Regions from separate parts of the Mus musculus genome. Here region 1 is linked to region 2. Evidence: chromatin loops called from intact Hi-C (ENCODE). Cell type or tissue: left cerebral cortex. All regions are shown on one strand. Links, peaks and the distances in the headings refer to the core of each region. The heading gives the core; the rest is flanking DNA. Region 1 overlaps Plcb1 (phospholipase C, beta 1). Region 2 overlaps Plcb1 (phospholipase C, beta 1).

Region 1 (16,680 bases), core at 5,786-13,785, 50 kb before region 2:
TGTAATATGTGAAGGGTACAGGAAGCAAATGAAAATTATCTAAAGCTAGAAACGTTATGACTTGAGAGAGAAAAGACAGATGCCCACTCACTTATCAAATGTTGGAGTTATCTGACGAGAACTTTAAAGCAGCCATCATAATCATAACAACACAATGATTGGAATTAAAGCAGAAGTAAGAAATCTCAGGAAAAACATACAAGTCTGGAACAAGAAACAAATAAAAATAATAATCTCCCCTTCCCACAGACAAAAAAAAATATTAGTCAAGTGCATAGCACACTGAATGAGATTAGTAATAGTCTAAGTCTTAAAGGACTTAAATCTCCTGTTATAGATGAGTACTTATCACTTTAGCAGTAAGCACAAGGCCATTAGCCTGGCCCATATCCATGAGGGAAGATGAGGCTGTATCACTTAGCTCCTGGCCTTTGACCTCACTGTGCATTGCTCGTACAGACACATAGACAGTTACTATGTTTCATTTACTGCAGGATGAGTGGTTAACCCTATGTTCTTCTGGGATTCAGTCCTTGTTTGTCATTTAACTATGTGACTCTCATTTAAAGTTCTCAGAGCATCATTTTCAAAACAGAAACAAAATTTGTGTTCAAGTCACAAAATTGTTTAAATGAAATGAACAATTCACAAATGTATTTCTTAGCTGTTAAGTACAATTTTGGTTAATGTCAAACCTTCCACCTTTCAATAAAACTCTATGTGTAAGTTTTTTTTAATTCACTTAATCTTTCTGTTAATAGCAAGTACAGCGAATACCTGGAGCATTTTAATGTTCCACTATTCAGGGTGTTAAACTAATTGAAGCATGGTTTGGAACTCCTGGCAGGTTTATAGAAAATTAAAATTAACTAGCTTTTTTGGCTATATATATATATATATATATATATATATATATATATATATATATGTGTGTGTGTGTATATATATATATATATATATATATATATATATATATATACATATACATGTGAACAGGTTTTAAATGGAGTTATGTAATGGGAGTGGAGAGCAATGACTCACCTAGATTCCAACATTCTCAAATACAGAGCCTAGTGACAGCCATGGGTTATTTTTCTTGGAACAGGAACTGGGTGGCACAGGATGACTTGTGTTACTCTGTATGGTCTACCCTCTTCTACTTGGCAAGCCTGAGTTTGTTCTCTAGAAAGAAATAGGTCTCTATGGAATTAAACAGCACATAGAAGAGTGCATGAAGTCTCAGTTTGGATATGATACCTTGTTGCCTCCCTCATACAGCTGGCAGAGGCAGTAGTCAGTGAGTTTCTGGCCAGTAGTTTACTTTAGAACCCCAAACATGACAGGCTTAAACGACATGATCTAACATAACATGGTGTTAGTTTCCCTCAAGACCTTGCTAGCAGTACCCTACCCGATTGCTGAAGACATCACACACTTCATTCATAGGATGTCAACAAAAAAAGCTGGTACTTACTATGAAGTTTCCTCCCTCCTGGCTGGTCTTCATAGTGCTGGAAGATCCTGTGTTCACTACTGGTAAAATAACTATCAGCCTTACACAGCTGTGATCCCTATGTGGCAAATAACACTTGGCCTGGCCAGATAATCACAGTAGTCCAATAGTGGTACAGATATTATAGGACTGACCAAGAGCAGCTACTTTTTAATTGTCTTTAAAGCCTGTTCCATAAGATAAAACTCATGCTTGTTACTGTTAATAGGATCAAGAATTTGAGTCTAGGAAAGTCATAGGTCCTGGAAGAGTACCTGCTACTACTGTTTTGCTAAATGGACACAGTGGTAAAGTGACTCCTAATAGTTTCTCATTATACCCATAGACTAGTGCACCTTTCAGCCCTCAGCAGTTTGTTTTTGCACTAGTTTCCAGTTAATACAAAGAGCCACAAATTGTGAACATGTGAGACTTCAGATGCCCAGCCCTACATGGGGCATCTATGGAATACTCTTCCTCTGAAGGCTCAGAGATCACTATAGAAAAGGTGTATAAAGATTGTAAGAGCAAGAAGTATCAGATGAGTACAAAAACATTGTTTTCTGGGCACAACAGGACATTTGCACATATGAACTTAACATCACCTGTGGCAGCCTGTGCAAGAGTTGTACATGCTCAAATCCCAGCATAGAGCAGGTGAAGAGCCATGGAGTCCCACGCCTATCCAAGGAACTGTTGGTGATTGGTGGCTGCTGGGAGAGGGGAATTCTGCTTTCTTCAAGGATTGTGACCCCTGAGAAACTACTCATGCTCCAGCAGATGGCCCTACACCCTTGTAATACTGTCAGTGCTAAGTGAACTTGGTGGGTTTAAAAAAACACATGAAATTGAGAGGGGACAGTGGGGGCAGTAAAAGACTAGAGGAAATAGAGATTAAACTTCATCAAAAATATTGAATATAAATGAAATTCTCAACAAATAGGAAGGATTTAAAAATCTAAAGCAGAGACAATTTGCAATGAGCTACTTTCAGTTTATGAGTTCCAGAATGCCATTTATAAATGTTAAGTCTTTTTAGGTTTATCCGAGTGTAAGCCAGGTGTGCTCCAGAAGTAAAACTTGCCAGCTGGAAAAGGACTTAAGCAAAAAGGTAATGGGTTGTGCGTCATCACTGCTCACTGGTCCGTGTCTTTATGTGTCAGTATGCAGGTACCTGCATGGTTCTGAAACAGAAGTTTCTTGGGCTAAGTTTTACTTGCATTCGGGATCACCATGTCAGCAGCTATGATTTCTAATACTGATTTTTTTTTATTGTTAGTGTACTTGAGATATGACTTTTACCTGTTGCTATTTTGAAAGAACAATGGTTCTCTTGGTGTGGTTGTAACTTCCATTCCTTTAAGCAGGGCGGTGGTGACATGACTTTAATCCCAGCACTTGGGAGGCAGAGGCAGGTGGATTTCTGAGTTCGAGGCCAGCCTAGTCTACAGAGTAAGTTCTAGGACAGCCAGGGTTACACAGAGAAACCCTGTCTCAAAAAAACCAAAGGGAAAAAAAAAGATCATTTAGAAACACAAATGTTTCTACTTTAAAATGATGGCTACTCCGGCCTAGTAAACACAGAAGTGGATGCTCACAGTCAGCTATTGGATGGATCACAGGGTCCCCAATGCAGGAGCTAGAGAAAGTACTCAAGGAGCTAAAGAGATCTGCAACCCTATAGGTGGAACAACAATATGAACTAACCGGTACCCCCCAGAGCTCGTGTTTCTAGCTGCATATGTATCAGAAGATGGCCACCCATCAGTGGAAAGAGAGGCCCATTGGTCGTGCAAACTTTATATGCTTCAGTACAGGGGAACGCCAGGGCCAAGAAGTGGGAGTAGGTGGGTAGGGGAGTGGGGGGGAGGGTATGGGGGACTTTTGGGATAGCATTGGAAAAGTAAATGAGGAAAATACATAATTAAAAAAATGATGGCTACTTTTGTAGCAATGATGGGGAATCCTAAATTTTTAATAAAGAAAGTACAAGTGATTAAAATACACTTCAGACATTTTTCCCCAGGAACACATACTGGAAGTTGTACAGATTATGATTTCAGAACTCACCTCTGTTCTAAGCATGCGAGAAGAGAGTCTGGAAGGAGGAATGCTGTCAGAGTGGCGAGAATGTGTGCCACGAAGTCACCTGACCAACACTGTGAGAGTTAACTTACTTTGGAGTATGCATAAAATCATTTGCTTTTAACCTTGGTGGGTGGATTCCAGGTAGCACTCTTACAGTTGGTAATTTCCAAAAGCTCCCTCTAGTACAGTGGTTCTGAACCTTTCTAATGATGCAACCGTTTAATACAGTTCACCATGTTGTGCGACTCCCCAACCATAATATTATTTCATTGTTACTTCATAACTGTAATTTTACTACTATTATGAAACATAATGTAAGTATCTTATATGCATGATATCTGATAGGCCACCCTTCTGAAAGGGTCCTTCGACCCGAAATGCAACTGGCAGTTTGAGAACTGTGACTATAGAGATAGTGAGAATGAGTCTGAAGAAACTGGATTTTTTTTTCAGTAACTGTGTAACCAAACTTTAGCTTGTGTCCATATCTAATTTGTGCTATGAAAGATCTAGAAAATGCATTGGAGAGTGTTCTTTCTTACTCTCATCTGCCCCTCTTTCACTAAAGGTATTAGCTTTAATAGTTTTATATTTGTAAAGCGTCTACCACGCCATGGTGCTCCCTGTAATAATTCTTGAAGTGGATTAAAATTAATTGTCAGAATTCCAGCAATCCAATTAAAGTGGAAACTGCAGAAAGCTCTTAGATATGAAAAAATAAAAGAAACACAAATCCATTGCTAACAGTTGAGTACAAATTGTAACTACACTGTTCTTCCATTTCTAACATATCAGTATCAACCACTCAATAGTTTGATCATGTCTCCTAATGATAAGGCTGAATAAACAGACCTTATCATGCATACATTTTGGGGAAAGTGCAATGATCCCTCTATTATTATTTGGTAATATCTACCAGAGCTATAAATATGTATAGGTTTACTCAGCCTCTTCTCGTTGGGCTGTTATATCCTATGTGTTTGTATATGTACAAAATGATGTATATATTAGCTGAGTCTCAGAGCTGCTGTAATATCCTATCTCAAAAATGATGTAAGTGCCCATCAGTGGGTGCCCAGTTGAATAAGTTGTGAGCTGTTCATACAAGGAAAGATTTTGAAGATCGCTCAGAGCTGAATGAAGAGGCTATAAGATCTCTCTCTGTAGTGATGAACAAAGACCTGTACAGTCTATCAGTCACTAGCATAGTGTTGTCCAGAAACTGGGTAATAAGAGGAATGAATAAGAATAGAATCATGTTTGCATAAACAGCAAGTACCTCTCTCAGGGCATTTACCTTGTGTGTGGAGGAACAGTAAAGGAAGATAACATGGCCACTGCACCTCTAAACTCTTTCCATTCATTTACCAGTGACCATTTCTCACAAGGGAAGGAGAACTAAAACATCCAAATATTTAGTTCTACACTTTCCACTCATGACTATTTATGTTTGATTCACTTTTAGTTGCTGGATTTTGTCATCTAGTTCTTTTGAAGGATTTATGAATATTCTGTTTGTTAAACTTCTGGATGAGGGACAATATCATAATTCTGTATATGATTCTCACTTGAAAATCTTTAAAATGTTGTAATGTTTCTTGTTTCTACTTTTTGTCTGGAGATTTAGTGAAGAGGGCACAAAAAATAGCTCATACCATGAATCCTTACTCCACAAGTTGGCCTGATTTTTAAGGTACCTTTTAACTTTACAGTATTTTCCTGTTGCTTGCTTTAGCTCCAGCTTTCTACTATGGAGTATGTCTAGAGAGATATTTTTGACTCCTGATTGATTTGATTTAAAAGTTTACTTCATTCACAAATTACTGAAAATGGGTGATTACTTGAATGAGTAAATGAAGTAAATATCTAAATGATAAGAAATTTTATGGTTCTTTTAGTCACATATACTACACATGAGTTTGGTGTCATTTTCTTAGCTCTTTGCCATATTCTTTTTGCTATTTGAATTTCTTCTTCTTCTTCTTCTTCTTCTTCTTCTTCTTCTTCTTCTTCTTCTTCTTCTTCTTCTTCTTCTTCTTCTTTAAAGAGGTCAGCTATTTAATATCTTTGTTTTACATTGACTGTGATATAAACTTCATGTATAACATTTTCTTTGTGCCAGAGTTATACACATTTTGCCTATCTGTGATTTTGCTATCAATCACAATGCTGAAAAGATCTGATGATTGAGAGTCAGTGGGGAATGTCATCAGTTTCTCTGTGTACCTCTGATTGTCCAAAGCCTCTGAGAAGTGGAAGCTCTGATGGGATTAAATATGCAAAGATTTTATTATTGGAAATACTTGTGTGATGAAGAAAATAATTATGAAATAGGCAGAAGGAGACTGGGAGGTCTCTCAATTTGAGATATAATTTTGAGGGAGAACTGATAGGTTGATTAGAGAAATCTGAAGCTTTTGTTTTGTTTTAAGTGAAATCAGCTGTCAGAGTATCTTATCTCCTAGGCAGAGACCAGTATGTACTTTTCTGCTGGGATCTATCACTGACTCTGAGCACCATTGTAAGTCTTGACCTCAGCATGAATGTGATGGTATTCTGACCTCAATAGCCTGAGCTTTTGGTGAGACTCGTTCTCTGCATAGCCCTGTAATAATGCTCCCTTGCGAAGTGGATGGCAAAGTGGATGCTGGACCTTGTCACTTTGTATTGGTTCTCACATGACTTCACCCACCCCTGTGATATGCAGTCACTCACTTTTAGTATGCAGTTCTGATCTCTTATCTACCATGCTAGCCTTATCTTCCTGTTACTTGTGAAGCCCTTTGCTTTGTAACCTTATAGAGCTTCCGACTCTGTACCTCACCATGAGCATATCATTCTTCTCCCAGCCCTGATCCTACAATTTATCTTCGTCTTAGCTCCTCATGTCATCTTCCTTGACATCCCCATATTAAACCTCTGGAATTGTCTTCTTCCTCTCGGGATACCTCAACAGGTACCATATCCTTTGGGTATATCTGTAATTCTGCCCTCTTTCTATTTCATCAGTGACCATTCTAATTAGGTTCACAGTTTTCTCTTTAATCACATATTTTATAGTGGCACAAGACGTTCTCAGTCCACTCTTTTGGTGATGGAAGTGGCTGGCCAGACACCGTTTACTTCATAGAGTTCTTATGATTGATTTTTCTCCATAGTCCTTGGCTTTGATGCCTGTTAAAATAAATACCAGTGTCTGCAATAGAGAATGAGTGTGGTGGTGGCAGTATTCCCACTTCTGGCTTTCACATAGCTACTATGAATGAGAGTTTGAATATATAATTCAAGTTTCAGACTCCAGCAGTGCCTACTGTATGTATAGTGGTAGAGAAAGAGTTAAAGTAAATAGCTAAACTATAAACAAATATGGCTACTGTCTAGTGTGTGCTGGGTTGATGATGGTGGTGGTTTTCTTATGCCTTATAGGCACATTGGAATGAAACATGATAAAAAATTTCATAAAGAAGAAATGATTATTGAACCAAGTAGTTTAAGATTCAACAATGATCAGATTGATTAATTTTTTATTAATTTTTTGCTTAATGAGTAAATTATATCTCCTCTTGTAGGGGAAATAAGTCCTTTGAAATGAGGGGCATGCTGGTTTAGTATTTTAGTAATGATTTTACTATAAAGGTATGGGTGAACATCATGTTTATGTGAATCTGTACTGAAATTCATACATTTTATTAAAATATGTACTATGTTTATTTTATTCCTATTAGGAGATATTCCATTTGCACATGTAAAAAACGGACATTTTGGAAGCAGAGATGCTGCACAAGGGAAATGAATCCCTTTCTACTTTGCAACAAAGGTTCTGGCAGGCACAGTCTGATGTTCTCATAGGAAGCCCAGTGACCTTGTGGATGAATGGATTTTTCAATCACATTGTAAAGTTTGCCATAATTTGTCATCCATATAGTCTTAAGAAGCAGGGTTATGACAATATATTGATTCTCCATCCCCCACATCTTATATTACTTCCAGTAAGATTTATCTAAGAGCTAGATCTCTTTCAGCTTGGGAGAACTTGAGTGCCGACAACTTCCCTCTTCCTTGCTATTTGTCACATGCAGAGCCACTGAGGAACTCAAGCACTTTGGGGATGCTTTGCTCAGAAAACAAGTTGCATAAGTATCCAGGAGAAGAATAGTAGGAAGGGTAGTTTTAACAGAATATTTGTTAATGTTCTATTAGGTCACAAGGCTGTGACTTGAGAGCAGCTGGCTTGTTGCTAGGGTATCCCGAATTGGTAGTGAACAAGCACTCTGCTTGTTCCCTTTTCTCACCGACAGACACATTAAGACACAGAAACAAAGACCTATAGATTCTGTATACACTTCTAGAGTCAGAGTTCTTCAGATCAGATGGCAGGTGACTCCATTTCCCTGTGTTTTTGAAGCAGCAGACCCCTCCCCCCTTTTTTACTAGTTGTACATATCCCCATGCCTTTTCCGGGAAGCCTTGTTAATTATTAATCAGGTCAGTGTATGAACCTCATGAAATTCTCAGATAAGGACTTTCTTGATATCTCTTTTTACACTCACTGTTAAAAGTATACAGATTAGTGTTATTTTTGCTTGATTATGTGAAACTGTTCAGTTCTACACTTGAGAAAAATCCTAACTGTTCCCAAATACCAATACTCCTGTTTTGAAACTTGAAATTCTTTCCCCTTGCCATCAGAGATAAGTTATGCGTTGTGGTTAGTGAGCTTGATGCCCACATGTAATCTTGTGTTTATGATGGCAGAATGAGGTGGGGAGTCAGTTTTTTTTTTTTTTTTTGAATCCTGGTTCTTCAGGTCGGTTGGCTACTGAGTTTAGAGGCTGAGGCATCTACAGGCAACCTGTAGGTGCATAATGGTTCTGATTGCGTTTTATTCATAACACCCAGATTATTTACCAGCTTAAAGCTGGCTATTTAAGGGTGAGCATTAACTCTTTAGCAGCACTGGGAGCTCTTTAATAAGTAACTAAAGACCTGGAGGTGATCTCTATTTTTCTAAATGCACTGGCTTTTATTACAGGTGCAGTTCACTGAAGGTCACTCGGTGGTTTCAAATATTTAATGTCCTTTTCTAAGAGAGTGGCCCCAGGCCAGTGAGGAAGCTGGATAGAATGTTATTTGTCAGTGCCCTGTGCCTAGCACACTAAGCCAGGTCGTAGTAGTTGTGTTCTGGCAAGGAAAGCAAATTGACAGATGTGACTGGAGATAGTAGGAGGGCCTTGGATGAAACACATTAATGAGGTAAGAGTATATGCATCAGGGCTTCCAGCTGAATATATTTGTGGCTTTTGGGGAGTAATGTTTTATTTTGATGTAATTTCAAACTTAAAAGAAAATTAATAAGACCAAAACAAGGAACTGTACACTGCTGTATGGGGGGAGTTGAAATGACTAAAGACAACATTAAGGGCACATGACCAGTAACATCACCTCCTGGGAAGATTGAGGGCTACGAAAAGAGCTGTCTGTCATCCAGGGCTCCTAAGTGTTTTGACATAAAGGCTTCCATGAGGAAAAATGCAGCATTGCCTGTCTCCTTAGATCAGAGACAGAGGTTAGGTGTGCATCCCTCCTAATCTACCTGTGGAGATAGTAGAGTAGTGCACTTCTGTCAGCTACACGGAGCAAAAGGCACATGAATGACAGCAAAAGGCACCTGAATGAGGATTCAGCAGGTAGGGATAGGTAGAAATGACTCAGATGTAGAAGAGGCAGAGAGAATGTTCAGAGAAACTGTAGAAGAGAAAGGGCATATGTTCAGGGCAGAAGGCAGCTCAACAATATAATGGGAGTCAGATGGTGAAGGTATGTGTAAAAGACTGTGAGCTTGTTGCAAGATCTTATGAAAATGGGGCTTGTTTACAGGAAATGGTCTAATATCCACATAGAACCAGCTGACCTTAATGGAAAAATACTTTCTACTGACTATCCAGTATATCTCCAGCATTGCTAAGACATTTGCTGTGCATGGTTTTTGATGTTCAAGTCCAGCCCAGGATTTCTGCCTTTGTATGTAATACTTAGGCTATTTTTATATAATTAGTGGCTAAAAGACAACATTCAAAGTACAGATAACTGGTATTCTGATCCATATATGTTAGACGAGACTGTGGGGAAAAATTTGACAGGGGCGCGAATTAGATAGATAAGCCCCGATGGCCACAGCCATGGAGTACTATGCAGCTATAAAAGGAAATTCACAGGAAGTAGCAGCGCAGAAGAATGATGCCTCTGGGTACTGATGTGGAAATAGCTCCTGGGGGAGGGGGAAGAGGTAAGAATAATCTTCTTTTGCACATTTTTGCCTTAAAGAAGCTAGGAGATATAAAAATGAATAAAAGTGTTTTGTGGTGGGTGGAAACTGGCAGATGGAGATGGGTGGGTGTGAAAAATCTTCACTGGCTAAATAAACCTTCTTTATACTTTTTAAAGTGTGTTCATGTACAAGTTGATGAAAAATGTAGAAAAGACGACTCTTATGTTCTCATAGGAACCTCAAGGACAGCTATTTTTCCACCCCCAAATACATTATCTTCATTTCTCATTTAAATGGGAGCATTTTTCTTTAGACATGAAAATGACATTCTCCAGCTTCCCTTGCAGTCTTGTGCAGCTCCTGGACCAATGACACATAAGTGGCATTTGGTGTCCCTTGATATTTTGCCACAGATTTGATCAACCACAGAGTCTTTTTGCTTTGCTTTCTTCTTCCCAAGTATGGATGTCCAGAGCCTCAGCAGATGCTATGGACCAGGAGAATGCATTGGGCTAAGAGGACAGAGCAGAAAGATGGAAACATGAATTCTAGTGCTACTGTGTTGCTACCACATATCTGATTTCTGATTTCTCTGACATGAAATGGAAACAGTTCTATTGTTGAGGTGGCACAATTACTTTGATGTAATTCATAGCATTTATTAGATATTGGGTTCTGGTCTAGTATTGTCCCTTAATTTGAATTTTGTGTCCTTTTGTGATCTTATCTCTTTTGTGAACTTTGCTGCGACTTAGATTTTTCTATTACTTCTTCAGATCTTTAGGTTGAAGCAGTTGAAGCCTGAGATAAGTATTACTGCAGAATCATGAGCTATTTCAGCATTCAAAGTGCCAAAGTTATAAACATTCTCGTTAGTGTAGCTTGCCATTTTTCTTTGATAGGTAAATGTTTACAAGTAAACAGCTAAATATTTAACCCCTTAGCACTTGACAGAAACCATATACATATGTCAGAATAAGTGTTCACAAATTTAAAGACATAGAATTGCATGGATTTCAGAATGGGCAAATGTCAACAGTACTACCACACTTACAATTTAGGCAAAAGCAAGCCTGGTAAGGACTGGGGAAAAAATGGCAACAGTGATGGAGTTTATGTCTTAGATTGATAGGAGGTATTCTGTGGTCCTGGTGGAGAGGGATAATGTATTTTCAGCTAGCATATCTATTAATTTGTTTATAATAGACTATAGTAAATAAATGTTAATATTCTACGCCAAAAGACTTAGTAATAAATAAATTCATTTTCTCTTGCTGAAAGATTTGCACTTTCAGTACTAGAAGCAAAAGGGCATTCTACCATTCTATCTGTGACCACGACAGTGTCTGTCTTACTGTCCACATCTCACTAGACTAGTCTTGCTCAGGGAGCAACAATGCAGGAGCAACAAGGAGACAAAGTTGAGGCATGTTTCATAACATCTAAATTCTTTGCAACCTGCAATGACTTCTTTCAGCCCCCTTATACTAACTCAATTTGCATATCCAATTTAGCACCTTTTCTCTGATTTAAGTAGAAATAATACTCGACTGGAAAAAATTGCATAATTATTCAACATTATGAAGACGGGCTTTTCCCAGATGTTATTAGTAGAAAACCTTTTCAGAAAATAAAGAAGAAAGCATTCCAATGGAGAAAAAATAAAAGAGGCTTAAAAGATAAAGCAATAATTTGTCATTGTGTTGCTGAGAGGGAAGGTCTGCCTCTGCTGAAAGTTGCTGTATCCTCCAGATTCTTTGAAACTGATCCCCACTGTTGTGGCATGTGGACTTGGGGCCTTTAGAAGGTGACAAGGAGTGTTCTGGGTGGGCCCTTGAAAAGGAAATTAGCACCTTTAGGAAAGAATCCACAGCATCCTCCTTGCCACACAATAAACAGTAAAAGATAGCCTTCTGGGAGGAAGAGTGTGGTCTCCAACTGGCATGGAATCTGCCAGGTAACTTGATTTATATGTAACCATCCTCAGAACTGAGAGAAATAAAGGTATGATTTGTTTTTACAAGCCATTCCGACTACTCTATTTTTGCTTTGAAAGCACAAATGGAGTGAAACAGATCTCTCCCGGTGATATAGTAATGTCAGCACATTTGACACAGAACAGACATGCCTTTTCTATTTCATGTTTTAAGCCATTTGTTTATTTATACATACGTTCTTGGGTAATTGTTCACTGAGCATCTACTTTGTGCTAGACCCATGCAACTGGAGATAGAGTCCCCAGTAGCATAGTACTGAGAGTCTTCTGTGGAGTGGAAGAGAAAGTAGACTACTCTGAAAGATAGTATTTCAAAAGAAATCTATTGAGGCTGTGGGTCCAGAGAACCTGGAGTCAGTAGGATCTGAGCTCTCAGACAGTTTGAGTGCAGATGGGAAGTACATTGAGTCTTGAGTCTGTGAATCACTTGAGCTTGGCAATGTGATAGAGCTTTCCCTGAGAACACTTAGAGGGCAAAGGCAGTGAAACCAGAGTCTAGGACATGGGACAGTAAGGTTGGAACAGTGATGCAGGAGAGAAAGTTCGGCAGTGCAGGAACATATGTGACCAGTATAAAGTGTTCTTCCTTATCTTTTTTGATAATTTTTGGTTGAAAGCTGATTTTATTCAATATTAGAATGGTTACTCCAGCTTGTTTCTTGGGACCATTTGCTTCGAAAATTGTTTTCCAACCTTTTACTCTGAGGTAGTGTCTGTCTTTGACACTGAGATGCGTTTCCTGTATACAGCAAAATACTGGGTCCCATTCACATATTCAGTGTTAGTCTATGTCTTTTTGAGTCCATAGACGTTAAGAGATATTAAGGACAAGTTCTTAAGATATTAAGGAACTTTTCTTCTATAATTTTGTTGAAGATATTTATTTGCCCTTTTAGTTGGGAATCTTCACCCTCTTTTATACCTATTACCCTTAGTTTTCATCTTCTCATTGTGCCCTGGATTTCCTGGATGCTTTGGGTTAGGAGCTTTTTGCAGTTTTCATTTTCTTCGATTGTTGTGTCAATGTTTTTTATGGTATCATCTGCACCCGAGATTCTCTCTTCTATATCTTGAATTCTGTTGGTGATGCTTGCATCTGTGATCTTTTACCTAGGTTTTCTAACTCCAGGGTTGTCACCCTTTGTGATTTCTTTATTGTTTCTATTTCCATTTTTAGATCTTGGATGGTTTTGTTAATTTCTTTCATCTGTTTGATTGTGTTTTCCTATAATTCTTTAAGGGATTTTTGTGTTTCTTTTTTGAGGGCTTCTAGCTGTTTATCTGTGTTCTCCTGTATTTCTTTAAGTGAGTTATGTATGTTCTTTATGGCATCATGAGATTTTACTTTAAATCCAAATCTTGCTTTTCCAGTGTGATCTTGTATCCAGGACTTGGTATGGTGGAAGGATTGGGTTCTGATGATGCCAAATAACCTTGGTTTCTCTTGCTTATGATCTTGTGCTTGCCTCCTGCCATTTGGTTATCTCTAGTGCTACTTACCCTTGGTATATCTGACTGGAGCCTGTCCTTCCTGTGTTCCTAGTTGTATCAGAACTCCTCAGAATCCAGATGTCTCTGTGATCCTGTGAGTCTGGAATCCTGTGATCCTGAGATCTTGGATGTGTCAGAGCTCCTGGGTTTCAAGCTGCCTCTGGGACCCTGAGATCCTGGTGTGGCCAAGCTCCTGGGATCCAGGGATCCTAGGCATGTTGGAGCCCTTGGAAGTGGAGCTTCCTCTGGGTGTTGTGGGACTGGCTCTGATCCTATGATCCTGGATGTGTTAAAGTACCTGGGAATGGAGCTTCTTCTGGGTGTTTTGGGACTGGCTTTGGAGTTTACCTCAAGGTCTGCTCAGGGCACAGGCCCAGACGGGAACTTGTGCCACTGCTCGGGCAGAGTTCCTGGGTTCCTGGATCCCATTGGTCCCAGTTACTCCCCAGTGTTGGGGCATATGTTGTGTCCTCCTCATCTCTGATCCTATCACAGATGGGTATTTAGAAGTTAATTGTGATATTTAATAAACACAATCAGACACTGGGCATTTAGTCATATTGAGGACTTAAAGTGAGATATCTAGGTATTTTGGTTATGCTATGAAGATGTCACCTTCAGAGACCCACTCTAAATCATTGGCATATATTTGCAGGGAATCTGGGAGTTATTTAAACTGCAAGGGAGGATTAGAATTGTAAAGGATTGCATGGGGCAGGGGTGGGTGGATCAACATAACCTTGACACTTGCAGTTCTGTTCTGTCCTATTCTGTTCATTTCTGGGCATATGGTAAAACAGGAAAGTTAAAATCTGTGTATTAAAGATTGCATCTGTGTAAGGACAGAGCCTGGCTGGGTTCTCTACTAACAGTTTTTGTTAGAGAGGAAATCTTTTTTGCACCTGAATATTTTCCACAAATAATGTTAAATAAGTTAATAAAAGTTAAAATCATTTTACAACAAACTCCATTGCAAATACAATTTGAGATTTTGCTCCAAGAGATACACACCTGTGTGGCTTCTTTTTCCTAGCTAGGACTTATATCTGTGTGCACACATGCTTCTGCTGGTTTTATTTTCTTAGGTGAGGAATCTTCATCGTTCACTCATCCACGAAGCTTGCTTTAATTGCAGTTGTCAGAGTACATGAATCATATTTTGATAAGGTATCTGCACTGTGCCACTGTGCCTGGTACCCCCAGTAATGTGCTGAGCATCAGAGCTGCAGGGCGAGACATCGACAGCTAAACAGCAGCTGTTGCAGTATCTTTATCACAACGCCTCTGAAGGAAGTGTCCTCAAGATGAAGGAAAAATCATCACAATTCTGGATAGAATGAAACTAAGTTTCAAGAGCTGTATTTAGAAAATAAGTGATGTCTGTGTTTTAGGATGAAAACGGACATAGATGATTTAAGAAAAAAAAAAGACAAGAAAGTCTTTATGTCTCGACAGCATTAAATGTTTCAGTGTCACGGGCATAAAATTGGACAGTAAGGCAGTATGTAAATATTTATGTATTAAATTATGGGAAATAAAAAGAAGGCACACCCACCATGATCATAAACATGCAAAGTGTAATTGTTTGTTTATATAGAACTGGAAGGGATATTCAGACATGAAGCCAGCTGTTTCATTAGAGTTGGTTTTAAGTTCCCTTCTGCTGCTATAATGATATTTTTGCAACATCTTCAAAAACACAGAGAAGACAAAATTGATTCTTTTATGGAAAATGTTAATTATATTGAAACTGTGGTTATAAATGGAAGACTGGTGTTACATTAACTAATAATTACAGTGGGTATGTCGCAACAGTCTGTCTAGCTTCTGTCATGAGCGATGCTGAAATTCTCTGTCGTGAAAGATGCTACAGTTCTCTCTTGTGGGCCTGTCCTCTTTAACTTCAAAAGGTGTGTGGTTCGGTCAACCCTGTCCCTCTCTGTAGCATCATTGAGAAGATAGGCTTCATCCCTTATGCGACACAATGCCAGTTTCAGGTCTGCACTTACAAAACTATAGAGAAAGTCTAAGAGAATCTGTGAGTCATCCCTTTACTATATATTTACTCTTGGTCCAAAAACATACTTTATGTCACAGTGACACATTTTATTTCATTATAATATCAAATTCTCCTTTTTTTTAATATAAAATCTAGTGACTGTCACCATTCTTCACCTGTGTTACAACTTTTAAACTGAAATGATTCCAAGCAGGACATGGAGTCTTGTCTCTCCTTACAGACTCATGGGGGTATTTTAATGGTGACAGAAGGAAGTCAGTCCCAAAGCAGCAACAGTACTTGGAATGAATCATTAGCAACTAGATATTTCTTTGTTTTGCTTTTCCCACCTGCTCTTTTTATCAGAGTCATGAGATCCTACTCTAGAACTCTTAGGGTACAGACCTAAAGAAATCCATCTTTTTGGAACATGGAGCTGGAAGCATGTAACGAGAGAATTTGTTTATCAGTTTTGTTGTTGTTGTTTTGTATAGCCCAGGCTCTATGTTCATAATCTCAAACCTCCTGCCTCAGTCTCCCAAGTGCTAGGATTATATGTATGTGTTAGCATACTTGGATAGCAGGTAGAATGTTTCCTTTGATGTGTTATTTTTCTAGTGGAGTATTTCTTTATTCATTTTCTTTACAACTAAACTAGATTAGATCTCATAAAAAGCTTTGTAAGAAGGAGGTTGTCGATGCAAGCATTGACAAGCAGGGAGGGAACAGTCATTTTTCTTATAGCAATAATGCAGAGAACACATGCCTTCATTCCGTCACTAGGATGTTGCCCTTAGAGAGGAAATTCTTTGTTTATGTAGTACTTTCCCAAGTTAATTAAAGGGTTTAACAGGCATCATCCCACTAAACAAACAGAAGTCTAATAAAATGTAAGCTGTTTAATATCATTGCATCTGGATCATAGGTGACATATGGCTAGCTCCTGACTGTGACAGTAGGCTTTCAGCCCAAGGAACTTACGTGTACTTTTTGATCTGCACCTCCATATAGAGAATAAGAAATTTGGGAATCAAATTATTAAGTCCAGACCAAATTAATATTTCACTTACTGTATGATGACAATTAAAAATCATTTAATAGAGATGTTTCAACTCTTTACGATTATACATGTGAGATACAGAATATACATTTTACTAGTGAACTTAATGTTCATAACCCAAACACTAGGCTAGTTAGGCAAATGCAGTAGAGAATGGAGGGCAATTGTGTGAGGGATACTAAAGCATTGCTCAGCTTTTGTCTGGGTCTTCACAGTGGGAGCTTTGGACCAGACAGTCGAGATGATATTAATGCGTTTGTTTCTAAAAAAATGCTTTGCTGGCAGT
Region 2 (16,680 bases), core at 4,504-12,503:
CATTAAATAAAAATCATAAAAAAGTAAAGAAAACTGAATTTGATGAAATTTTTAATTTTCTTAAGGTTTCTGGCAGCAACATTTGTTTGCTTTTGTGAAGACCACTAGAATTATACATGCTCAGAAAGGGAAAGTAGTATTCACGGTGGACTTAAGACTGTGCAGATTATTTTCTTATTAGTGAGTTAATGTTGACAACTGCGTTTTATTTCTCTGAAAATGGCTAGGATGATATGATTGCCTGTGCATTCAAGAAGATCTACAGAAGGCAAAGAAGTGAACCATAGATAGTAGGCAAAATATGTGATGAAGGAGAGAGATTCAAGTAGTCCATCCGTGTAAAGGTGATAGGAAAGGGGCCTCAATCCTACACAAATAACTAAAGGCAGCTAGTGGATGCTGAGATCAGAGGATATAGTCCTTCCATGGAAGTATACACCAATTGGTTATCCAATGCCAAATGTTCATCCCTGAAAACATATATACAAGTAACATTATACAGACTGAGTGGTTATACTTATGAATATATATATATGTATATATTCATAATATATTCATTCTATACATTATATATGTGTATATATGCATGCAACAAAAAATTAATATAATGTGACCATGGATTTAAAAGACAGCAGGAGCTTATTTACGTGGAGTTTGGCAAAGGGAAAGAGAAGAGAAAAATGTTTGGACTATAAACTTAAAATTTTTTTAAAGGCTAAAAATTTAAAGAAACTTATAGGAAGTTCTTGGGAATCTCCAAATTCTATTGCCTCAGCAAACATGGCCACCTGTGGAAACCTTGCGTGCTGGTTTTAGTGTTCCGTGAAAGCATGACTTTTCAATTCTGTAATGTGCTTCTACCTATGACTTTCAAATGATGGGAAGCTGTTGGTTTCTCCTGTGACAAACCTGTGATTCTAGTGGGGGTAGAATCAGCGTCATAGCCAAAATAGCTACCAATACAAGATCTTGATACATCATTTCAATGATCTATATACTGTTGGTAGACAAAATGGCTAACTGTATCTACTGATCCAATAAAATGTTAGAATCAAGGTCAAGTTCATTTGCTAAATAGCAGTTTCACGTGTAAGCAGTGCCATCACACCATTCTCGCTGTCCCTCTGATTTTCCTTCTCTCATTAGCACACCAAGGCCAACTGTTCTTTCATTTGGTTAACTCTCCCATTCTTCCATTTACTCCTGTCATAGGGATCTCTGAGAAGAGATGTTTATGAAAGCAACAACTTTATGCATGATCATAGGCATAACTTATTAGTATCAGTTTGATAGGATAAAGTATTTCCATGGTGAAATTAGTATGCAGGGTGGTTATATAATCTCCTACAGTGAATGCTATGAGTGTTCTTATCCTTTGGACCTAACCATTCTAGAATATTCTTGTTCACACTATCCTGTTTGCATTGTATGGCACTTCCTTTATGCAACAGGAATTCTGGACTCACTCCACCTAGTAGGCTGCAATTTTTAAGTGTGATTTTTCCCAATGTATCCTTCAACCAGAAATTAATGGGTCGCAATTGGTGATCAGAGTTTGTTCTCCGTTTCTAGTGAACATCTAAGTGATCAATCCCTGTTCATTAGAATGTTTGCTTTTCCTCCTTACATTTCCCCATAAATGACAAATTTCAGTGCTTTTATATGGTTATATCTATTTCTAGATTTTTTTGAACTACTGAACTACTCTTATACCCATATAAGCCTGAATGTAATTACCCCTGAGTGTCCTGAATTTGCCCTTAAGCTAAAAATCCCCAGTTTAAATAAGTCAAAATTCAAACCATGTCCTAAATGAATAAGGAATTTACTTTCAGAAAGGAAAGTGCAAGTGTTTGCGTTGCCAGCCAGTTGTGTCTCTGCACACTCCATATTAATATTGATATCAGTATATTAATAGCTTATTACATGAAGAGTGTGTTTGCTGTGAAATAGTGTGCAGCTCTGAGATGATTTAAGAGAATTTTTTGTTCTTTAGAATCTTCACCTTGCTAGGCATACTGTATCTACTACCACTGTAACTTTGATGGCTGTCTACGACTTTTTCTAGAACATTTCAGAACATTTATTCCTTTTATTTGGGATTCAACAATTTGAGTCTTCATGTGATATAAAAACTGGCATTTTTTTTAACTCAAACCACAAAATTACTCTAGTTGGGGGAGGATGTATAAGAAGATATCTGAAATTACTTTTTTCATTTAAAAGTGACCTTTTAAAAGCCTCTGTAAATTATACTGAAAGCTTTCCTAAGAAAGCCACCTAGGAAAAACTATATGTAAGTTAAAATTATATCTGACCTACTATTTCTCCTTAAATAAATGTTTAAATAAAATATTTCCCAATTAGGATTTGCGATTGAGTGTTAATATATGTCCTTCAAGCATTAGATGTCATTTAAAACAGTTAAAACTACAACAACAGCAAGCACTAGCAACACTGATGGCTTCGTCATGGCTTGGTGGCAGGTCAGGCTGCTTTCCTGCAGGATGCTTGGCAGGCCCAAGTTTATGCCGTCATTTTCTGACTGCTCCTCATTGCCTTTCTATCTTCTTTTACCATAGTTCAAGGTTCTTACATTATAAGACTTTGAAACACTCAATCTAATATGGCTGAGTTATGCTATTTGCCCAGGAGAAGGCTTTGGGCTTGGATGAGGTGCTCCTTCCCCCAGGAGCTCCATCATGTCCTGTATCCAAAACTAACTCAATTCCACGGCCATGGGAAAGTGGTGTGGTGTGATGCATCTCAGTGCCTGGAGGTTCATTTTAACTTCAATAATAAAATTACCAAATCACCTAGAATTGAACTTAACTGTGCAATATTATATTGCCCTGGCCAATTAACTCAGTGAAGGTTTGAGGTAATATATTTGAAAAGTACTTGTAATCTGAAAAACACTAGACAGTTGTTAATTGCTGCCATTATTATTGGGAAAGGAGAAATATAACCTACCTGTGGCCACTCACAGTGGTGAAAATGTCTCAGCAGCGAGCAGAGAACAGCTCAGGCCTTAGGCAAGTGCTTATCATCAAAGCCTTTCTAATGACTCTGATTCATAGCAGATGAAAACTAATGCCAACATTTTTCAAACTAGAGGTCTTCACCCATGAGCAGGTTGTGAAATAGCCTTGTTTCCTGGAGACCAGAATTCTTTTTTTTTTTTTAAAGAGGATAGCTGAATAAAATTTAAAAGACTGTACTAATAGCTACCAAAAACAGAAAGGGAGACTATTTTTTGAGACGATTTCTAGGCTTACGTGTGTGTGTGTGTGTGTGTGTGTGTGTGTGTGTGTGTGTGTGTTATATGGAAACATCAAATATTCTAATTTTGATTTATGGAAAAATAAGTAAATCTAGTAAAATGACTTTTTTATCTGAATTTAAGTATATGATTTTTTTTGTTGCTGTATGCAGACTTGATAGTTACTAGATTGAATTTAAATTTTTATGCAAAGGGTTGGAGAGATGGCTCAGTGGTTAAGAGCATCATTTGTTCTTGCAGAGGATGCCAGTTCAGTACAACTGCAGTACACACTATATGGGTCACAGCCATCTGTAAATCCCAGCTTCAGAGGATCTGGTGCCCTCTGATCTGCGAAGGCTCCAGGCAGACAAATGCTCCAACTACACAGATATAAGCAAAACATACATGCATGTGAAATTAAAATAATTAAATCTAAAACATTTAGGAATATTTTATTAATAAAACATTAACATATCATAGGCTTATCATTCCTGATTCCAAATAAGACTTAAGGTTCAGCCATTCATATTCTTCTCCTAAACAAATATCTATTTCAGCTTTGTATGTTGTTTTAGAAATGTATATATAAGTGCATAACAAGTGTGAAAATTTTAATTCACATATCATCATTTATGTTAACTAACAGATTATTATTGTTTAAAATATTAGGTTTTCTATGAGATATATTTTATAAACCTTTATTCTTTAAAGCTTGATACAAATTTTACAATATTATTTGAATTATTCTTGTACATATTCTCTTTCATAGAGACTATATCAGTTATCTATTGCTGGGAAACAAATCACCTTAAAGAAAGTAATACTCTTTCCCTGTGTATTCATTGTCAATTTTGTCTGTTGTTGGCCTAAATTGGGTTTTCTTTAGTGCTTCTGTAACTGGCCGGGTAGAAATAAAGCTTCTAAAGAGACAATATGCCGCTCAGTCTGACTATCAGATTATGGAAATAACGGACCCAAGAGTATCTCCCGTCACAGAAATCTTGTGACGGGAGGAGGCTCCAGTCAGATGGGGAACTTTTTTTCTGAAAACACAAAACAAAAACAAAAACAAAAGCATAAGCAAAAGCAAAAGCAAAAAAGATTCATAACATGTCTGAACATTTCACAGAATGAGACTGAAGCCCAAACAAGGATCAGTGGTGGGCAGGACCACGTCTTAATAAGGACTCTTGGCATGTACCTAGTATTTAGTTTAATGTCATTTTAGAAATCTGAAGATGGACTGAAGAGGTCACCGAGTCTCTTTGTCTCTCCCAAATGTGGCCACATTGAATAAATCTACTTTTTTGTTTTTTTAATTATATTATTAATTTCACTGTTTGAATTGGCTTCTTAGGAATGGGTGGTCAAATGGCTTGTTGGGGTACAGACTGTGAACTCCAAGGCTAAGTTCTACAGGTCTCCTTACCTACCCTTCTTTCCTTCCTCCCTCCCTCTCTCCCCCCTCCTTTCCTTCCTGTCTTTCCTTCCTTCCTTTCTTTCTTTCTTTCTTTCTTTCTTTCTTTCTTTCTTTCTTTCTTTCTTTCTTTCTTTCTTTCTTTCTTTCTTTTCTCTCTTTCACTGGAGAAATGCCAATGAACTCTGTAGACAAATGTCCACACCTACCCTCTTTCTTGATTCTTGATAAATCCATATTTAAAAGAAGTTAATGTCGGAAGTAATCAAACCTATGCCTTTATAAGTTTCCTTAAGGAGGGCAGTACTGCTTCTCACTATGGTTGTACTAAGTAGTTTGAAGAGTGTGGTTTTGCTGATGGAAGAATTGTGTTTTCTGAGGAGATTCTGACGCTTTATTTAGATGAGCACACATTTCCCCAAAACTGTGTGAAGACACTGGTCAGTCAAGCCAAGTTTTGGATTGTTGAACCTTCAATTTAACAACACTCCTTTGTGTCTATTCTCTTTCCACAGATGCCTCGAAAAGTCCTAGTTCTAAGGACGATGTCACTCAGTGCCTCCTACATCAGTGGGATATAATTGCTATATTTAGCTCAAAACTTGGGCCAGAAATGCACACATTTCAATTTTGCTAATAAAATGAGCATATTCTGCTGAGAATAGTTTCATCCAACAACTTTAGAAATAACCGAATTGTAGAGTGGGTTTTATATATAGCCATTTGCCTCATACCGAACAAACTAAAAAGCAAAGTAGAGGATATCAGAGAATCAAAGCTCTTGGTATCTGTTCACAGAGTGATGCTTTCTATATGGATAATGGGATACTTCCTTGACCTGTGAATATCTTATCTTATTGCACTTATTGGGGTAACGTTGTGAAGAAGTTGGGGAAGCTGATGCGAGGGCAGTATGTCTGAGTGTGAATGTAAGCTCTGTATTGTGTTACCTCTCTATCACATAATGATCTTTTTATACTTACAGAGTAGAGATAATAGGAGTGGTTATACTGTAAGGTAGTTTTTGAGAAATGTATAGGTCTGGATATGTAGAGTTTATCGGACAGTTTCCAGGGTATCATGAAGTTCCTGGAAGAGTGGGATCAGGGTAGACTTCATCTGAGACCACTGTCTGGCTCTACTCAGTTCTCTGTATCACTGGTGTCTTTCCTCCCCCTTTTTCCAGCAGTCACTGGGGTTAATCATGTCCCTTCAGTCTCCTGTCTTAGCCCCCGTGGTTTGCAGCAACTCAGCTTAAAATACTTTATGGTGCTGGCTTGTTTTATTTTAGTCTATGTATTTTCCCCACTGAGAAATACTGGGCAAAATTTATATAAGACATGAGACATACAAAATGAAATGATGGTCAGGGTGTGTGCACGCGCATGTGTGTGTGTGTGTGTGTGTGTGTGTGTGTGTGTGTGTGTGCATACATATGCATCTAATTTCAAAAGTATGCAAACATATGCCTTTGATTATTCTTTGAAGAAGGGTTATCAACTTCTTTTTAGAAAAGACCTCTCACTTTGCCTGATCCTGCCAGTTAACTGTTCCTGTGGATCATTCAAATTGAGTCATGGGAAAGGTAGAAATAACAATGACAATTGCAAGAGATATGTAATATTGAAGTCAACTTTGATGCTGTAATGCATGCCAAATACTTTTCGGGAGGATTGTCTTAATATGTGTTGCACTTGTCCATTGAACCTTTCATAATCCAGAACTTGTAGAAATGAGAAAGAAAGCCTGATGTCTGACAGGGAGCCATGAGTTGTAGAACAGTCTCTTTTCATTCACCTCATTGTCTCCTCCATTGCCTTTTCACAAACTGCTCTTCTTTCTTAACTTTTCCTCCAAAGCTTGTTTTGTTGCTTACTGTTTTTTATTATTGAGCAAAAAATGAAAACATACATTCCGCATCTCCGTCAGGGCTAGGGGGTGAAGACAGAATGTTGGCTTCTCCCACATCAACACAGTGAGATGCAGGGATGCGGAGTACTCTGATTTCCTCACTGGATTGACAGCTCATGCATATGGCAAAATCAGCTTTCAAAACAAGTCAGCTTCAAGCAGCAAACAGCATCTTAAACATTTTTTTTCTACGATGCAAACTATTTTAGTGCAATTCTGGTGAGTTTTAACATTATTTTTTTTTTGTCTTTTCCAATGGGCAAGTTATTGATTAAAGCTGGAGACAATACATCTTAGTTCAAAACACTGTTCACCCATAGTTTTGGTTGGTTCAGGGCTTAACTGAAAATAATGTTTAGTTGTTGTTCTTGTTTTAAACACTTCGGCTGAATGATTACCCAATAATGTCCCCCAAAATGAACAATTTTGTTTAGTGAAAGTCAAATACTTGGAACTGGAGAGATGGCTCACCACTTAAGAGCACTTGTTGCTCTTTGAGAAAACTGGAGATGAATTCTTAGCATGCATCAAGGCTCACAATCATCTGTAACTGCATGTCTCTGTTGCCTGGTATTGACTTTCTAGTGTCTACTGATGCTGATGTTTATGGTTAAAAATCTCACTTTCGGCTAGGTGTATTGGACCACCAGGAACTCCCAGAACTAGGTAAGCGGAAGCAGGAGGATCTTGAGTTTACATTTGGGCAGCTATGCTGGCTAGTTTTATTTCAAATTATCATCAATTGAGAAAATGTTTCCATAAGATCCAGATATAAGCATTTTCTTAGTGATTGATGGTGGAGGCCGCCCATCCCATTGTGAGCAGTACCATCCATGAGCTGATTGTCCTGGGTTCTATGAGAAAGCAGGCTCAGCAAGCTATGAGGAGCAAGTCAGCCACCAGCACCCCTCAGTGGCTTCTGTGTAAGCTGCTGCCTCCAGGTTCCTGCCCTTCTTGAGTTTCTACCCTCATTGCTTTTGATGATGAGCTGTTCTGTGGAATGATGAGTGAAATAAACCCTTTCCTTCCCCAAGTTGCTTTGGTCATGGTATTTCATCATAGCATAACAAACCAAACCCATGTCTTGCAGTATGTCTCAAAATGAATAGTTTGTTGTAAGGTCTGTGGTTGTAGATCAACACATGCTCAGGTCTTAGGTTTAGTCCCAGGACCATGAAGTGGGAGTTAATAAAACAGAGCAAAACCAAATGTAACTTCTGATCCTTCCCTTTTTGAAAGTGAGATCTGTTTAAGATTCTTATTTCTGTCAATAGTATATGAAATAATTGATCTAAGTTTTTATCAACTGTCTGAGTCATAGAGAGACATTAAAGAATTAGAGAGCTGCTGTTACATAACTGGCCTCAATCCCATCTTGTACCCTTTTACTGAGAGAGCAAACAAACCTACGCAAATATGGAAGAAATTAGCCACCGCCTTTGCCAACCCCCATGCTACTCACTCAGAAGAACGTATTGTTGTTCATGGTACAGGCTGGGAATGCTAAACATTCTTAAGCCAGGGCCTTGTGTTCCCTGCCCTGCTACTGTGTTTTGTTTTCTGTTTTAAAACTTTTCTTTATGAGAAGGTTTATGGCAAGTGGTAGGCAGGATTCTCTAGACTCTCCCAGTGAGCCTGCTGGAGGTGTGGGAAGGAACTAGATGGGGCGAATTTTGTTCTGGCTTTTTCAGCTTGCTTGTGGCTGGTCGCATCCAGTTGCTTTATTGACATGACGATGCTGTCACCTAAGGCTCCTCTGCCATTTCTGCCTTCATGAGGTTCAATTCAGAAACCTGTCCAGTATAATCCACTTTTCATTTTTTCATTTTTTTTATTACTGAATGTATTAAGGATTGACATTCCAAAATGAATGAAAACTTAGGATCAAATGTATTTATGAAAAACAATTTATATCTCTTAAGAGTGTTAGTCTTCATTCCTCATACTATAATTTCTTTATGAGTGTCTTTTGCTTTAAGTAGAGAAATTTCTAGTAGCTCATCTGAGAGGTCTGGTACATGTGTGGCTTGAAAATAAGATAGTTTGACTGTGAAATGTTTGCTTGACACAGCAAAGAGATAAGGTAAGTTAAACTTACCCATAAAAGTAAAAAGTACAAGACATAGGGGCCTGGAATCAAACAAGCAAGACGCAAGATTAATATTTATGTAGGTGTAGGGATTTAAAGGCTTGTACAACCCAATTACATAACAGAGACAAAATAAGGTAACCCTGGTTCTAACATCTTATAAAGAAGCAGCCACATTATATAACTAGACTGCATTTATCAAGTAGCACATTCCACCTACACAGCTTTGGAGGAAGATGGAAGAAGTGGGGAGGAGGGGGAGATTTCTAAGGAATAAGAAGGCAGAACAATGTGAAGTGTGTGGTGCTGCCGTCCTAGCGAACTTCTTTAGCACTGTCCGTAACATCCTTCGCAGTAGTCTTTGGGGTAGACAAGAGAGTTCATTGGTTTGTGTCCTGAGATGTCTGCATAGGAGCTTGGGTTGCCATAGGTGCTGTCACTGTCACAGATAACATCATGTGTGCTGCTAGTGTAACAGCATCATGAATCAGTACAGAGGAGAGAAAGCAAAGGCAGGATGGTAACGGCCAGCTTTGTTATGTGACCAGTGGTTATGGGATGTGCAATAAAGCAGAGTCATCATGGGGCAAGCACCCTGGAGCTATTTCTATTCTTTTTTCTTCATCATGAAACTGGGTGATTTTTTTTTTTACTTCTTTAGTATCAAATCTTAAACAGTCGTAATTCTTGTTGAAAAGGTGTGTATTACTAACTCTACTTGAGTACACACCACTGGGAAAATCAAACTCCCAGCCAACTTTCTTGTTTATTCCCTATAATTTTAGCCATGTTAGATTGTTGAGCTATCGAGGCAAATATCCTCTTCCCAAGTCTACCATATAGAAAGTACATAGGATCTTTGTACTGCCTCAGAGTTTGTGTGACAAGTTTTGCTGAAGGAGATTAATTTAAAGAGCTTGTTAAATTAAATGTCACCTTTGAAGCATCAGACAGTGTGTGGTCCATACTTTGTCATCTTTGCATTTGTGCTGTTGGAGTGCCTGACAGCTGGTGAGGAACAGTGGGGTCCATGTCCCTATTCCTTATGGAGGTTTACATTCATGATACAGTCCAGCTAGATGAAAGAAAACGTGGCAAAGCACATAGGTGACAATGATCGAGGAACAACTCCTATGATACAGACTAATTCCAGTCTCCAGTCAGTGACCTAGGTGGAAATGGACTCCAGAGGTTGCCAGCAATCAGGGGGGAATGTCCCCTCTAGATGTAGCGTGACGTAATTTCTAGAAAAATGAACATTTAACAAAAGAAGTTGGATAATAATTGAATTCATACTTAAAGACTTTGGGGATAATTTAGTCATTTCACAGTATTAATTTCTATTTTATGGCAGCCTTTATTTGACTGATATGAATAGCAGTGGCTTACTTATAAATCTGCTGAGTTTGAAGAGAAACTTGGCCAGAATGAATTTATAAAAAGTCCTTTCTAATGATGAATTTTGATTGGTAACCGTACTTCACCAAGTAAATGGTTATGTTGGAATCAGTGGCCAGGTCCTGGGCCATCTAGGTAGGTTCTCGATCACTGCGAGTCCTATTTTACTGTGGCAAAGCATCCGCCCCAGGAGCTTCCCTAGGCAGGAGACCCAGCTCCACTGGCTGATGGAAAGGCTTGGCTCTGCTGAGCTCCTGGCAGTGTGAGGTTTTGTCAAAGCTCTTTTAGAACATTATGTTTTAAGAGCAGTGACAATTTGCATTTAAGAAGTTGATTCCTGGTGGATTTCAAAGGTTGCATGAATTCCTGTTTGAAAAAGAAGGTGAGAAAATAAATTGTTCCAAAAAATGAGACAATACAAATGTTGTGTGTGGGCTATGGCCCAAGATATATCTGGGTTCCGAACTCATCAATTTTGTGTAAGACTTGGACAGAGATGCTGTTTGATCTGTAACACTCAGACAAGAACAGTTTGTTAGAGGAAACAGCAGTCAGTGATCCCAAGGTCGTGAAGTGTATGCCATCATTAACACTGATGAAAGTGATCAAAGGGGAGGCAAAACGCAGAGATCATCACAGCCAGGAGTGCGAGTGTGGGAAATGGAAAGTTAAAAAAAAAATCACCCAGTTCCATGATGAAGAAAAGGAATAGAAATAGCCCAAGGGTATTTGCCAGGATGAGTCTGCTCTATTGCACTTCCTATAACCACTGGTCACATAACAAAGCTGGCCGTTACCATCCTGCCTTTGCTTTCTCTCCTCTGTACTGATTCATGATGCTGTTACACTAGCAGCACACATGATGTTATCTGCGACAGTGATGCAAATGCCCTGAATATCAGTCTTTGTCTTTGGATGTATGGCATTTTAAAATGTAGGTTTATAGACACATACACACATACATGCACACATGTGCACATACACAGAGAGATCAAATAATGAATAAAAAATTATAAATATGAACTAAAGAATCACCTTTACCATCAGAAGTAAGTCATCTTCATTCACATTGTCCCATTATTGTATCTTGGCCCACCTATAGATTCATATATAAAACAAGTACGAATAGCTTCACAAAACTAAGATTGTTCTTTCTGTAGTCTTAAAATTCTAGTTTTATTATTGATTTCTTCCCTAAGGTACATAGGACTAATCAGTCTTTTCTACTTCGTCTGACTCCATGTCTTGGTATTGGGTGTCTTTTTATTTTTATTATTTATTTACTGATGTATTTACTGATGTATGTATGTATGTATGTATGTATGTATGTATGTATGTATGTATGTATGTATGTATTTATTTATTTATTTATTTATTTATTTATTTATTTATTTATTTTACCCTGTTTATGATTAATGGCTCCATCTTGTCCTGGAACAATGTCTCTGCTCTTCATTTTTTACCAGCACCATATCTAAATGTAATTTGTACTCTCCACCTAAGCTCACCATGGCCTTGCAGCCCTAAATCCTTTGTCTTGATTCTTCTCTACCTTGCCTCAGTTCTGCCCTCAAAGTCTCTAACAGTGAGGATGTAGCCAGTGCACCCTTGTGTTATCCTGGATGGTCTTCCGTGGTGGGTCGTCTGGTTAGGTATGCTATTCTTGGATCACTTTTATAGCCATTGCTTCTTAGCCTTCTAGCACAGGGTCATGCAGAACTTTAAGAAGGAATTGTTCTTTCCTTGTGATGAATTATTTGCTTGGATGTGTAAAAAAAAATCTTCCTTATTTTCCTCTAAACTAGGATGCCTTCCATAGTTGCTTTGCCCCCCTTTCATCTTGCTCGGATGGTGCTTTTCAAACATTCTGCCTTTTCCAATAAAATATTGGTGACTCTTGGCTTCCTTCCTTTGTTTGAGACCAGAATGTTTCCATTCGCAGCCTGTGGTCTGAGAGCTGGGTGCTAAGGCTTCATTTTTTTTTTTTTTCTCTTCAGTGGGGAGGCTGAAGAGGCAACCAATGCTGAACAATTATTTGGAGAAGGTCTTGTTTTGCTTTTAACATTTTGTTGTATAGCATTCCTCAGATTTACATAACTGCGTGTATGTGTGCACACTCATGCTCCTGCTTGTGTGTGAGTGCTGGCGTGCATGTGCATGTTTGTGTATGTGTGTGCCTGATGTATGTGTACTGTGCATGTGTATATGTACATGCTTGTGTGTATGTCCGTGCATGTGTATGTTTGTGTGTGAGTGTGCATGCGTGCATGTGTACATGCGTGTGTCCATGTGTCTGTGTGTATGTCTGTGTGTGTCCGTGTCCATGTGTGTCCGTGTGTGTCCGTGTGTCCGTGTGTGTGTGTGTGTGTGTGTGTGTGTGTGTGTGTAATGGGTAGAGTCAGTGATTCCCAGCTCCTCTTGATCCAGAAAACTCTGTTACTTTCTTAGCTATCTGAGCTATTCCACAGGGTTAAACTCTGTTTTTGTTCTGTCTTTGTTATAATGACTTTTCTCTTTTGTAAATGTATTCTGCAAGGCACTATTTAAATCTCCCTTTATGTTTTTTAACTTGAGATCCTCGCAGTGTTTTGAGCGGAGGTCAACAGGTTGCTTCTGCTCCTTTTGAAGGCGTTTGTTCTGCCTGCAGAGACAGTGTGGAGAGGAGCACCCAGCTTCTCAGGAGGGTCTTTAGATGAAGTCCAACTGGCTTCAGTATTTTCATTTTGCTTCTTTAATTTTTCTCTTTTAAGCTTTCAGTTCCTGTCAGTATTGAGCGAGCTCTCCTTCCTTCTTCACCCCCCATTGATGAGCTGAATAATGAGGAATATTCACAACTTACCAACTTTCTATTTATTGGGGAAATCTTTTTTCTCTTGACTTATTTTTTCTTGATTATTTTTTATAAATCCAGAGAGAGATGGGGGGGGGGGGGCAGGGCAGAGAACATTCAGAAAAGATGTGTTATGTAGACCGTTTAAGCAAAGTGAAGTCAAACAAAGCAAAGCAAAGCAAAAACAAATAAACAGAAACAAGCCACAGTGTCTTTGATGTTTCAAAAGCAAAACCTAACAAGAGAATAATAACTGAAGTAGACTGTCCATGGCATGTGAGGATGTTCACCACTCCAAAAGCAGGTAGGACAAGAAGCGGGCAGTGTCCTACTGCATGTCCAAATGCCTCCCATTGATCTAGGTGATTTTTTTTACTCTATGGATAAGCAGTATTCACAGGTAAGAACAGTGAAGCACAACATCCAATCTGATCGCCCTGTTGTACACCTTGCTGCTGGTAGGGGGTGTTGTATGACACATCTGTCTCAGTGTAGCTGTGGAAGTGACATGAGCAAATGCATGGAAGGGTATGATGAGCCTCTGATGAATATTTTCTCTTCTTGCTGCTGTTATGTCATCCAGTGAAAGTTCCATGTGTGAATTTGCTTTCAATAAATGTTCTTTTTGCATTATTAATGCTTTCCAAGAAAAGTTTGCATACAAAGGGCTGTGGTTTTGCTGCTTAGTGATCTGCGTAAGGCCAAGAGAGCCTGACAGACTCTGCTCAGGCTAAGTAACCAGGCTCAGGGCAGTGAGGAAACTGTGAACCACAAGGGTCTACGGGATGCACTGCTGGTGGGGTAGAGGATTTGGGTGGATAAGTACTGGTGCTAATCTTGACCATACACTCTGCAAATCGCTGTTCATTTCATTGCACTCCTCATAGAGTTAGTTGACTTCACTTTTGAACTCAGAAATTAACTGTGAGTCACTTCATATGAAGTGTGTGTGATGACAAGCAACACAGAGGGGAGAGGGCATTTGAAGTGTGGCTTCCACACTGTAGGTTACTCTAAACAGAACATTATCGTGCTTGGTCTTTGCTTTGAGTTTATATCATCGCACTGTTTTTCAGCATGTGTACCCCTCATTACGCTCACAACCTGTATCTCTGATCCTAAGAATCCATTAAAAATGCAAACTCTCAGACTCTCAACTCAAGCCTACCGAATCAGAACTTGCAGTTTTACAAAAAATTCACAGATATTCATGAATATCAACATTTGCTGTTATTGCATGTGCTGATATAGGTGAGACTTTCTTCGTGGAGAAAGCTATAATCCGCAAGAGAAATGTGGATATAAATAGTCTTTAAACCCATAAATGATGCTCCCCAACTCACATTAAATTCTGCAGATCTGGGGATGTGGTAGCTCATGCTTGGAATCACCCAACTCAGGAGGGTGATGTAGGCTGGCCAGTAATTTGAGACTAGCATAGGCTACACAATGAATTCTAAAGCATTTTTGAGCACAGAGCAAATCATTATATTGAATGGGGGATTGTGGTGATTCAAAACCACACCCAAATGCCTGTTGGGTTTCATTTTCTTTCCCTGACAGGTTGGTGAAAATGTGAAGAGATGGTAATCTCCTATGTTGGGCATGGCCAAGAAATTGATGCTGGAATTTCTAGGAGTTTGGCTTTGGGTGGGGATAATCTCTGGAGATAGTTGAAATCATGGCCTCTAACAGATGCATGCATCCCATTTTCCTGGCAGGGTAATTCAAAATAGACTGAAAGTAGAAACAAGTGTTCATCCACGGATGGATCCATAGAGAAATGATAGACACATGCATGGTGATATTATTCGGCTTTACAAAGGGACTTTTTAAATACTTTATTAGATATTTTCTTCATTTACATTTCAAATGCTATTCCAAAAGTCCCATATACCCTCCCCCGCCCTGTTCCCTAACCCACCCACTCCAGCTTCCTGGCCCTGGCATCCCTCTGTACTGGGGCATAGGATCTTCTCAACACCAAGGGCCTCTCCTCACATTGATGGCTGACTAGACCATCCTCTGCTACATATGCAGCTAGAGACACAGTTCTGTGGGGTACTGGTTAGTTCATATTGTTGATCCTCCTATAGGGTTGCCGACCCCTTTAGCTCCTTGGTTACCTTCTCCAGCTCCTTTACAAAGGGATTTTTATGTTTAAACATGACACTCCCTAACAGACTCGTGTATTGGAGGCTTGGACATGAGCTGGTAGATTCAGTTGTTGAATGCTGAATGGTTCTGGAGAGCGCTCAGTTTCACACTGGAGTGCCAAGCTGATCCCTTTTTTATTTGGTGAAATTATGGGGAAGTGATGAAAACCAGGCAGTGGGACTTGGTTGGAGAAAGTAGGTCAAGAGGTCATGCTCACAGTGGGTGTGTCTGATGCTCAGACCTTTTGGCTTGCTCTTAGTCAGTCTCCTTATTGCCATGAGTTACACACCCTCTCCATCACATCCCAGCATAACAATATTCAGGCTCATTTCAAGCCCAAAGTGCTGCCTTCAGTTGACCCTCGTGGCAGTGAGGAAGCCAATCGGTCAAGTCAACCTGAAACTGAAGCAAACAGAGTATTTGCTCTTCTAGATTGTTTCATATATTTGCCACAACAATGAAAAACTAGTACAAGAATAGAATTCTGATAATTTCTAGTATATAGATAAATTTGAAGTCCTTAGGTTTATGGACCAAATTGTATGATTATACATACACGAAGTCCATAAAAGGAGCTAATGTGTAAAATTGCAGTTAGCAGGGACTGTTGTTGGGTGACTACAGAATTGCTACTTGGGATGTCAAAATAGTGTTTTATACAAACAGTTGTCATGGTTACACAGCATTGTAAATATACTCAATGTCACTGAGTCTAATACCTTAAATCTTAAAATGGTATTTTTATGTGATTTTTTTTCATACAAAACCGTAGTGTGTCTACACAAAGCGTTGCTACACAGTGACAGCAGAAATTACACCGCACACACTTATGACAGATTTGTCTAATATGATGTTGCTTGAAGAAAGTCATGTGCAAAATAGTGGACAGCATTAAATGTAGGGACCTCATTTATATAAAATATAGCAAGACAAAAGCCAAACAGGTATATAAGGAGTGCAACTAAAGTGATTAAAGTAATAAGTAAAAAAGAAAGCAAAGAAGCCTTATCACAAATGGTGGGTGTGTTAGTTCATGTTCTGTTGCTGTAATAAAAGCGCTTGAGACAGTCTGATTTAGACAAACGATGCTCATTTAGTTTACAATTCTGGTAGCCGCAAAATCTTAATAGCATGAGTCTAGATACTCTTTTTGTCAAACATGGCAGAAAGACGGAAAAGGAGGCAGCCACATGTAGTAACAGCCAACTGTGTGGGGTGAACTTACTTTGATATCTTCTATTGCGAATTAACACACTCTACAAATGTGCTAGTCTCCTCTGAGGGTACTGGTTCCAGTGATATAATTACCTTATATTTCATAAAGGTTCCACCACTCCATCCTGCCACCTGGACAAGCAAGTGTCCAGCAATCCATGTCCACTATAGCAGTGGGTTTATGCCTTTCTCTAGTAAGGATCAGGCGAGCACCATGAGTGCATAAGAAAGTGCCTTGGAGAGGCTGACAGGCCCTGTAATGGTCTTGATGGGTTTTATGTGTGTGCATTATAACTCACAGTATGTTTTTTTTTTTTTTTAGTAGAAATAAACTTATTCCACAAGGCTGGTAATAGGAGAGTGGGCATAGCAGGGACAATTCTTTCAACCTTAAGCTG

The links. Hi-C counts contacts between places; a loop is a spot of excess contacts. Peaks named below come from ENCODE experiments on the same cell type or tissue, not always from the same donor. Only the 100,000 strongest peaks of a DNase experiment are listed, where the experiment ranks them.
Region 1: a loop joins it to region 2, with 9 times the contacts of the local background. A loop is called at or near these places in 2 of 42 quality-filtered maps.

What each region holds. Positions count from the first base shown.
Region 1 is chr2:134,836,820-134,853,499 of GRCm38, forward strand. All of the region lies in intron 2 of Plcb1 (phospholipase C, beta 1), which reads left to right. Among named protein-coding and RNA genes, the nearest start is that of Plcb1, 59 kb to the left of the region's middle. In left cerebral cortex, for the core only: no CTCF peak of the experiment used is centred there; a DNase peak (open chromatin) is centred at 9,928; H3K27ac peaks cover 1,566 bases.
Region 2 is chr2:134,888,341-134,905,020 of GRCm38, forward strand. The region is part of intron 2 of Plcb1 (phospholipase C, beta 1); the gene reads left to right. Among named protein-coding and RNA genes, the nearest start is that of Gm39941, 21 kb to the right of the region's middle. In left cerebral cortex, for the core only: no CTCF peak of the experiment used is centred there; DNase peaks (open chromatin) are centred at 5,312, 5,906, 6,652, 8,107 and 2 more places; H3K27ac peaks cover 4,759 bases.